Linked DNA regions of Homo sapiens: region 1 is linked to region 2. A link is an interaction called in ENCODE POLR2A ChIA-PET data of the cell type or tissue named here. Cell type or tissue: PC-9. All regions are shown on one strand.

Region 1 (5,000 bases), 280 kb after region 2:
GTCTGCTGGGCTATTCTGTGGGGGAAATTGGAGAGCATCCTCTGCAGAGGGGGAAATAAGCTATGCTACACAAATAACCACAGTACAAAGCAGAAAGTTATCAGGGCTGGGGAACAGAGGAAGTGCTGGGGGAGTGCAGGAGAGAGATCCCTTCTGTTTGGGGGTGGTTGAGCAGAATAAAAATAAACTCGCACTTACTGCGCACCTTCCCTGTGTCAGGCATTTTCCACACATTATTTAATCTGCATGGCAAACGTGAGGGAAGAATTAGGATTCCTATTTTGCAGATGAAGAAAAAAACTCCAAGAGGGGAAATGACTGCCAAAGGTCTCAGAGCTAGCAAGTGGCAGGACAGAGATTCAAACCCCAAAGCTTGTGCTAGTTCCTCTGCTGCCCGGAAGGCTTCCTGGGGGAGGAAGCTTGTGGACTGGGTCTTGCCTGGAAGGAGTTGGTAGAGATGAAGAGTGAGGGAACCTTGTGTGCCAAAGCACTAAGATGGGGAGAAGCAGTGTAGGATGTTCCACAGGGATCTGGGGCTGGCCTGCCCATGGCAGGGGCACTAATCCTCCTCAAATGCTGCTTCTAATGGGAGGTCTTCTCTCCCTCCTTCCCTTTATTGGCACTGCCCGGAACCAGGCAGCCAGCAGGGGATGGGATCAGGATGCAGTTGTCATGGAAACGAATGGGGGCTGTTGCCATGGATATCATAAGATGAGGGCAAGAGGAAGCTAGGGATGGTGAGGACTATCCCCATGACAACTTAGGTGGCAGTGGGGGGAACGGGACGGACTGGAAGTAGAGACAAGAAAACAAGACGAGGAAGGTCATTGCACCTGGATGGGACCAGGGGCTTTGGGTTCTGGAAGGAGCAGACTGGGCCAGGAGACTGGACCCAGTGGCAGGGGAGAGAGGAGGCAGGGGGACTGCAGCCACCTCTCCCTCCAATATTTCTTCTGCAAGCTAGTTCTGCTGCCCAATCCCAGTGTCACAGGGATCTAAGCCCTAGCCCAGCCTGGCTTGGCACAGGAACTGACAGGGAAGAAAGCAGCCTTCAGAGGAGCTGAGCTGCATACACGGGCTTTGGGAGCGCAAGACCTGAGCTTGAATCCCAGCTTTGCTGCTGTGCAGCCCTAAAAATAATAGTTGTCATTTATTGAGTTGTCATTTTGCTAGGCTGAGCAACACTGCAAGGTTTGGGTTGTTCTCTCTGAGGAGGACAGCACAGATGATGAAACTGAGGTACAGAGAGATGAAGTAACCTGCCCAAAGCCTTGAAGCTCAGCACTGGTGGAGCCAAGATTCAAACAAAAGTGTATCTGAACACAAAGCCCGTGCTCTTACCACCACCCCACCCTCTGTCCCAGGCACTATAAGCAGTCCCTTCAAGGTACAGTCCTCGCATTCTTCATCTCCCCGTGCCTTCCCACAGTGGCACACAAAGGATCGCATGCTGGGTAAATATTTGTGGAGTGGGTGAACGAGGAAGCAACCCGGGAGGAAGCAGGAAGGACTGAGGTTAGATGGAAGAAGCTCCTGACCTCAAGAGCGATGACTCATGGATGTGGCTAGCCAAGGGTGGCAGAAGATGCACAGAGCTGGGATGGACTGGACGGACTAGGCTTTATGAACCATCCAATCCCACAGACCCAAATGGAGGCCCAGAGAGTCAAAGTGACTTGCCCAGGGTTGCACAGGACAAGAATCCCCCTCACCTCTGGCCAGCATCCCACTCTTAGCTTCAGAAGCCCCTCTGAATCTGGCCTGTCTCCCCACCCCTCACCTCCCACCCTGCCCTGTAAGTTCCTCAATGTCACAGGCAATAGCAGGTTACTTGCAATTCCTAGACTACAGCAAGCTGATCCACATAACCAAGCCCATGCTCATACTCTTCCTTTGTTTCTTCTGCCCAGAATGTCTTCTGTCTCCCCTTCACCCCCCGACTTGCTTGATCTGGGTGAGCTCATCTTCATCTTGCAGTACCCTGGGCAGGTTGGTCCTTCTGGGAAGTCAATGCTGACTCACTCCTGCCGCTCACGGAACATGACAGGGTCAGTGACTCCCTCCCCTGTGTCTTATGCATACCCATATTATCACAGTCAGTCTTTCTTCCTGGCTAACTTGTGGTTCTCTCTTAAAGTGTCCGTCTCCCACCCCACACCCCCGTCCTGTTTCCCAAGGGCAGCGGCCCGGTGTGATTCACCTTTGCGGACCTATGGCACTCATGCCAGTACTAAGCACACAGCAGTTACTCAGCAGCCACCCTGGGTCCTCGAAGACCACAGGTAGAAATCACGTGTGTCTGTGTGTGTGTGACCATCCTGCCTGACAACTGTCACCCTAAAGGCCACAGCCTCACGTGCTTAAAAGCCACCCACACCCAGCCTTGTGATTACATCCACCAGACACAGACATCAAGGCTGCCAGGTACATAAAGTCACCACTTCACACAATCAACCTCACACTCAGAATTCCTCACACCCAGTCTCACATCATCACATTTCCTCAGCTCTGCAGCAGTGTGCACAGTCTCACAACTGTGAGACCTGCAGAGCCTTGTGCAAAGACATGTGTGAGGATGGCCGGCCACATGGAGGCCATGCGTGCACACATATTTCTCTCACGGCTGATCAAAACCCCACCCCCTTCCCACAGCACAAGCCCTCTGCCCGATTCAGCCAATTCAGTTGCCCACGGGTCGGGAGGGTCATCTGACCCTGACTTGCCCCCTCCCCCCATGTAGTTGAACCCCCGTCCCCACCCCCACACTTGCTTCTCTCTCCATTCAGCGGAAGGGTAGAATGGTCTCCTCGTCCCCAGCCCCAGGTCACCTACATTCACACACCCTGGAGAGCAGAATAAACAGAGTAATGTACCCACCATTCCCCTGCATGACCCTGGAGCGCTCCCCCAGGTTTTTGTCTATGCGGTCCCTGTCTCCTATAATGCCTTCTCACCCCTTGCCACCTTTTCAAACCCTTACCAGCCTTCAAGGCTCAACTCTTGCACCTCTTCCTCCAGCAAGCCCTCCTGGACACCACACCTCCCCACCCACCTTGACATCTCCTTCCTCTCTGGGCCAGGAACAAAATGTGCTCATTACTGAAGCCGTTCCTGTCCAATCATGTTAACCCTTTGCATCCTTCCTACTTTCCCAAAGGATTTCTCATCTCTCATCTCCCCTGGGAGATGGAGAGCTCGCAGAGGACACAGCCACTGTCATGCTTAAAAAAAAAAAAAAATCTTTTTGTAGAGATGAGATCTCACTATGTTGCCCAGGCTGATCTGAAACTCCTGGCCTCAAGCCATCTGCCTGTCTCAGCCTCCCAAAGGGCTAGGATTACAGGTGTGAGCCACCACACCTGGCCTCTGTCTTACTTTGGATCTCTCACAGTATTTAGCGTCAGGTCTTATACCCAGTAAGGGCTCAAACAATGCTTTGTTGAGTAGAATGAGGAAGAGTAAATAAGGGAGACAGGCAGGGAGGGAGGGGAGAAATAAATGAGACTTTGAATGGGTGAATGAGTAGATGAGTTGAGCGAGTGAGGCAATAAGTGAGGGAAGGAGGTGAGGTTCTAGGAAACCTAGAGGTTCAATGTGATAGAGATGCTGAAGGGAGGGAGGAAAGAAAAGACAGGAGAAAACTCTCACCTGGGCCTTAATCAAAACAAGAGCCACCAATCACAGCACACTTGCCCAACAGTGCACAAGCTCCTATGCTGGGCTCGTTGTGTTCTTTCTTGCTAATCTTCATGACAACCCAGAGAGGTAGGTATATTCTCACTGTACTCAGGAGGAAAACAAAGCTCAAGGAGAAGAAAAAACTTGCTCAAGGTTATACAGATGTAAGTGGCAGAACCAGAAGGTAAACTCAGATTTGTCTAATACCAAAGGCTCAGACAGGAAAAGTCGGGGGTATGAGCCCACTTCAGACACATCATGGAAGGTGTGAGTCCTACAAACCCGTAAAGGACATCTTCCACCCTCCAGCTGAGAGCCTCCAGGGAGTCTTAGAACCAGCCTCTGCCCAGGTGCAGGGAATATTTAGGGTCGTTGCATTGGAGGGAAATGGCTTCCTCTCAGATTCAGAGATCCCTAAAGTTGTAGAATCAGAACCTTAAAAGTAAACGATCAAGGAATCTAAACATTGCAGAATATTAAAATTGCATCATCAGAATTTGTTCAAATGGTAGAATTATGCAATCTTAAAACCACAGGACTGGAAAATCCCAAAATCACTGCATTGTAGAAATAGAAATCATAAAATTGCAGTGGAATGTGTCACTGAATCATTGTCTATTAAATTCACATAATCATAGCTTCTTAAAACTGTAGCATCTCAGATTCACAAAATGTCACAGCTGGAAGAGTCATTGGAGACCCTCTAATCCAACCCTTCTCCTTTTTATAGATGTCAAAGAGGTCATGCGACACATCCAAGGTTAGCCTGCCCGTGTTGGGAGTCATTCATGCATTTATTGAGTGCCTCCTGGGTGTTGACAAAACCACGAATCAAACCCTACTCTCTTTCCCGGCCCCTATTCCCAGCCCTGGATAGGAAAGAAGGCAAGGCCCTGGTGGGGATTGGAAGAGGGAAGTGGGGGTGGGTGGAATATACATCAGACAGAGAGAAGAGATCAGCTTTTATTGATGGAAATTCCTTTGTACACAGCAACACGCACTCTGAGAGGCCTTTTCCTCCTGATAATATTTACAGAGCACTATGGGAGTGGCAGAGGGCATGGGGTGAGGCCTTCAAGCAGTGGAGGAGATGGCAGCAATGGCCACAGCAAGGGAACAAACGACAGGGAACTAGGCAGGCTGGGTCCTGCCCCCGTCTGGTCCTCTGAGCCCTAGGCACCCTGCATCTCTGTTTGTGCTCACAGAGGACAGAGGTAGGTCCTTGGGATGTCATTTGGAGACCTCTCCAGTAGTGGCAGGCTCCAGGGTGCCTGGGAAGTGGGAGTGCGGGTACGGGAGGATCCAGGTTCCAAGCTCCAAGC
Region 2 (5,000 bases):
CAAGTTACATGAAGAGGTCACTAGAGTTCTAATTTCCTAGAGAAATTTCCATTCAAATTTTCCATACAAGCTCATGATGATGAAACTCCAGCATTGCATTTAGGCTCCACGATACCCTGTAAGGAAAGCTGAATATTCATTATGCTAATAAAATGTGCCCTCCCCCTGCCCCACAGACTCAGACCTTGAGTCCCAGAAGAGCTGAAGAGATAATCTAAACATCATCCAAGGGGTCAAAAGTAGACTTGACATCTGTCTCTCCAGAACATGCCCCAGGGAAATGCGGGAACAGCAACAATAACAGCTTAGAATTTATTGGAAACTGACCATATGCCAGGGACTGTCCAGACAACTGTACATGTCTTCACACAGTCAGTGCTCTAAACTGCCCCAAGAAGTAGATGACATTACTAGTAGTATTTCCATGGTACTAATGGAGAAAGGAAGCACAGAGATGTTAAGGAACTTTCTCAGGGTCACCCAGCAGTGAGTGCTGGAACCAAGAGCCACGGGCATCGCGAAAACTCTACTGTGCTGCATATTAGTGCAATCAAGAGTAAGATCCAAAAGCTACTGCAAAATATTTAGAATTTTATAGCATGGGACTGCACAGGCAATAGATATTTGATTTCTTCAGAAATCTTTAAGAGATGGAGACTTGAAAGGACTGGTCTGGGTATCATTTGGAGATGGTGCCCTGAGTGTGTCATTACCATAACAGGCAGCACGTCAGTGTCGGTCTCCTCAGCTGAAGGTCTTGGGTTTGTACATCAGAGAACACATCAAACCTATCCCTTCCATACCTTCACAAAGGAGAAAGAAGCTGTGTCACTGGGAAAGGAGACTATTCTCCTGCTCTAGTATTGCTCAGACACGTTTCCATGAAAGTTAGAACCTAGGATCTTTTAAAAGTGCAGATTCCAGAACTCACACCCAGTGAGTCTCATGTAGTCCAAGGGAACTTTGCTGGCCAGCCTAGGGAACTTTCAGAAACCTTATTAAATCCCTTTGGTAGCAAGACTGTCTGCAATATACCCAGAAAAATATTCCCAGGACAGACATGAGGTTCAGAAGAGCAACCTCAGAGCAAAGTAACACAGGACAAGATGAGCGCAGTGTGAGACTCACCGTAAGGGTAGGGCAGAGGGACTTTTGAGAAGGCCTCACAACTCCTACTGGCCTTTCTCCTTGAAGGCCTCAGTTTATCTCAAATCCCTTCTCTTCATGGGCAGTGAATGAAGGGGTCCCAGGAAATGACCTTTTAGATCCCAAAATGGTATGGGCTCCTCTCAGGGACCACTGAACACATAGGATGGGAGGAGATGCAAGCTGTTGTCCCCCTCCCACCAGCCTTGGTTTCCTTCTTGCACCGTCATTTCCTTCAACGGGAGCCTAGAGCAATGTCAGGACTTAGGACCAATGTCTTCCCTTCACCAACAGACACCTGCCCCTCACCTAAGGAGTTCGTCTCCCCTCTCCTCCCTCCAGCTGTCCTTCTCCTTCTCCCACAGCACACACCTGTCCCTGGCAGCCTGACGACCTAGCCTGGCCTGTTCCTCCTATGTCACAGCCTGGAGAGGGCTGTCCTCACTGAGAAGAAGGACACCAGTCCCAGGATCCCAGAGCCATGACTACCACAGAACCATCCTGAGCATCAATGTCCCATGGCAGTGGTTGACCTTTGAAATGAAGCTTCACCACACACCCCAGCTGGCACTGAAACACTTTCTTATCACAAGAAAGCAACACAGAGGAACAAGGTTCCCGCAACCCCTCCTGGGGAACATTGTGTCCTTCTCCATGTTACTGTGCTGTTTCCTCTGTACCGACTGCAACATTCCTAAACTTTTGATGTTATTAAGAAGTTCTAGGATTCTTCTTTTAAATCCTAAACTTGTGGTTTGTAGTCAGAATATCATCGCCCATTTTGGGGCATTTTGGAAATTTCCAAGGGCAGCTTTGGGTGTTCAAATTATTGGAAGCGGCTACTGGCATTTGTGGAGTGAAGGTTACAGGGAGGCAAACAACTTTTTCCAGAGTCTTAAATAAACTGGATTTTTTTCCATATATATCACTTCCCTGTAAACTGGGTGGCGGGGGCCGGGGCTTGTATGTTGCTTCACCTGGAAACTTACAAAGACTTATTGACTGCTTTAGAAATCACATCACTGCAGGGCATTCCATTCTTGGATTCCACTCTGACACAACATACCAGTATCAATTTGCTTTGTAGTGCTGCATGCCTGGGGGAAACAATGAGGGGAATCCAACTTACCTACCAAAGGGATCATTTCCATGATAAGCTGTTAGTTGATGGGGAAAATCAAGCGGGAGATGTTGGTAGTGTGATCTCTCATTAGTTGGTGAACACACCGGCTATGCCCATTGCTGTTACTAAACTGAACTTCTCTTTGCAGGTGTATTTCCCTCACCAGGCTCTGTGGTCTCTCCTGGAAGGTTGGAAACATGCCCAGTAGATCCCTGAGTCCTCAGGATGGGATAGAGGACCTCACAGACAGAAAGAGGGCAGGGAACACTTATGGAATTGTAGTGATCTCTACATGGTTGGATGACCAAACGCTGAGTCACAGTGATGAGCCCCATGGCTGGCAGTCTGCAGAGGGTGGGAGGAGAATGCCAGAGGCCTCTGCCTTAGGAGCCATGCAACAGAGTGAGACCAAAGTACTGATCTCAGCTATGCCCTTTAAGGGTCCCAGATGTAAGCAGCCTTTTGGTTAGGGTTCCTCTGTGTGTGTGTGTGTGTGTGTGTGTGTGTGTGTGTGTGTGTGTGTGTGTGTGTGTGTGTGTGTGTGTGTAGAGGGAGAGAGAGAGAGAGAGGCTGTGGGGGCTGGCAAGTCTAAATTGTGCAGAGCAGAATGTCAGGCTGGAGACCCAGGGAAGAGGTAATGTAGCTCGAATCCAAGGGCAGTCTCGAGGCAGAATTTTTTCTTCATGGGGGGATCCCAGTCTTTTTTTTTTTCTTTAAGACTTTCAAGTGATTGAATGAGGCCCAGCCACATCATGGAGTATAATTTGCATTACTCAAAGTCTACTGATTTTAATGTTAGTCTCATCTTAAAAAACACCTTCACAGAGACACCTAGTCTGGTGTTTCAACAAATACCTGTGTACTGTGGCCAAGCCAAGTTGACACATCAAGTTTACCATCACAGCCAACTAATACAAATCCCAGTAACCATGAAGGTCTATCTTAGAAAGGCAGGTGACTTCCTAACTAAGATTGTGTATGAACCTTTTTTTGTCCAGCCCAAGTCTCCATTTCAGGCTCAGCACCAATCTGGACAGGAAACTGAAGCTGACATGAATGCCTTCCAGGGATGAGGCAGTGATGGAATAGTCAGGGCGCACATGCAAGTACAATCCCAGAAGGCACACGTGGTACCCCTGGACACCAAGACTTTACCCTTGTTAGGGCACCCCCAGCAGGACATACATTAGTCAGGCAGGAGCTGGCCAAGGCCCCCAGTGTGGCTTCCCACTGTGGGACTTTTCCCTCTAGGGTTCCTCGTCCATCCAAACAACTCATTTGTGTTCTTGGTTTCTGAGGGACTGACAGAAGGCAGTCAGTCCAGGTTCTGTTAACCATTGACACCAGTTCCTCCTCTTCACAAGCATGGATGACATCTGTAGATGTTCTGCATGGGATGCTCAGGAGCTGGGTTGCCCCTACTGTCCCCTAGTTGCAGCTCTGTCAGGTGTAATTGTGCACTCGGCAGTCAGTATGATTTCAACATACTCACAGAAATTTAGGAAGGCTGAATGAGGAGCTTTTTTTTTTTTTCAGGAAAAGGGGAAGGTTTTCATGAACCATTTGAAAACCAGAGATCACTAATGTCCCCTCTCTCTGGCTTGACTCTTTCCACATGTCAGGTTTTGTGTTTTCTTCATTGTTAGAAAACCAGTGTGTACTAATCTGAAATCAAAACTTTCCACTTCTTACAAATCAAAACTACAATGAGATATCATCTCAGTGGATCATGCCTGTAATCCCAGCACTTTGGAAGGCCTAGGAAGGAGGACTGCTTGAGGCCAAGAGTTCAAGACCAACCTGGCCAACATAGCAGAACCCATCTCAAAAAATAAATAAAATTTTTAAAAACTTATATTTTTTAAAAGGCTGGGCGTGGTGGCTCATGCCTGTAATCTCAGCACTTTGGAAGGCCAAGGTGGGTGGATCACTTGATGTCAGGAGTTCAAGACCAGCCTGGCCAACATGGTGAAACCCCATGTCTACTAAAAATACAAAAATTAGCTGGGCATGGTGATGAGCACCTGTAATCCCAGCTACTCGAGAGGCTGAGGTGGGAGAATCGCTTGAGCCTGGAAGGCGGAGGTTATAGTGAACCAAGATCAAGCCACTGCACTCCAGACTGGGTGATAGAGTGAGACTCCATCTCAAAAATAAATAAATAAATAATTTTAAAAAAGAAAGTCAATTAATGTAAGTAACGATATATTAATCAGTTAAAGTAAAAAATAATAATCTCAATAGATACTATAAAGACACTCAATGTAATTCAATATATACTTTAAATAAAACCAAGTATCTCTTAAAAAAAAAAGACCTTCCCATTTCTTTACTTATCATCTACCGTCCTCTAGATCTTTTCTCTGAAATGGTCATATGCAAGAGGGAAAAAAGAATTTTCAGAGAAAAAAATTTTAATAAATCAACCAATAATACACATCATGTTCAGAAACTGATCAGGATGAAATTCCAGATTTAAAAATAAATTTATGTAGGTTTGCATAACTTCTTATCCCTTTTGTCTCTATCATTTATTTCACGAGCAGGCTGGAAAAGTTCAATGCTTTGCTGGTGACAGCTCTGCATTGAATGGTCAAAGTGCCTTACCAAGGTGTGTACACCAGGAGAAAAGTTAGGGAAGCAAAGCCAGGCTATTAGTCCTTTGTTGTGTAGGAGCTGAGGGCTTTGGCCCTTTACAGGTTCACTGGAAATGACTAACATAAGGCAGATT

The links. ChIA-PET counts read pairs that join two places held together with the same protein. Peaks named below come from ENCODE experiments on the same cell type or tissue, not always from the same donor. Only the 100,000 strongest peaks of a DNase experiment are listed, where the experiment ranks them.
Region 1: POLR2A ChIA-PET joins it to region 2 with 16 read pairs; 1 of 35 experiments calls an interaction of 5 or more read pairs at or near these places.

Annotation. Positions count from the first base shown.
Region 1 is chrX:53,261,701-53,266,700 of GRCh38, forward strand. The region is part of intron 2 of IQSEC2 (IQ motif and Sec7 domain ArfGEF 2); the gene reads right to left. Among named protein-coding and RNA genes, the nearest start is that of KDM5C, 39 kb to the left of the region's middle. In PC-9, no CTCF peak of the experiment used is centred here; DNase peaks (open chromatin) are centred at 1,501, 2,101, 4,161 and 4,711; H3K27ac peaks cover 3,255 bases.
Region 2 is chrX:52,978,036-52,983,035 of GRCh38, forward strand. It overlaps a transcript of FAM156A not described here. Among named protein-coding and RNA genes, the nearest start is that of FAM156A, 22 kb to the left of the region's middle. In PC-9, no CTCF peak of the experiment used is centred here; a DNase peak (open chromatin) is centred at 2,576; H3K27ac peaks cover 416 bases.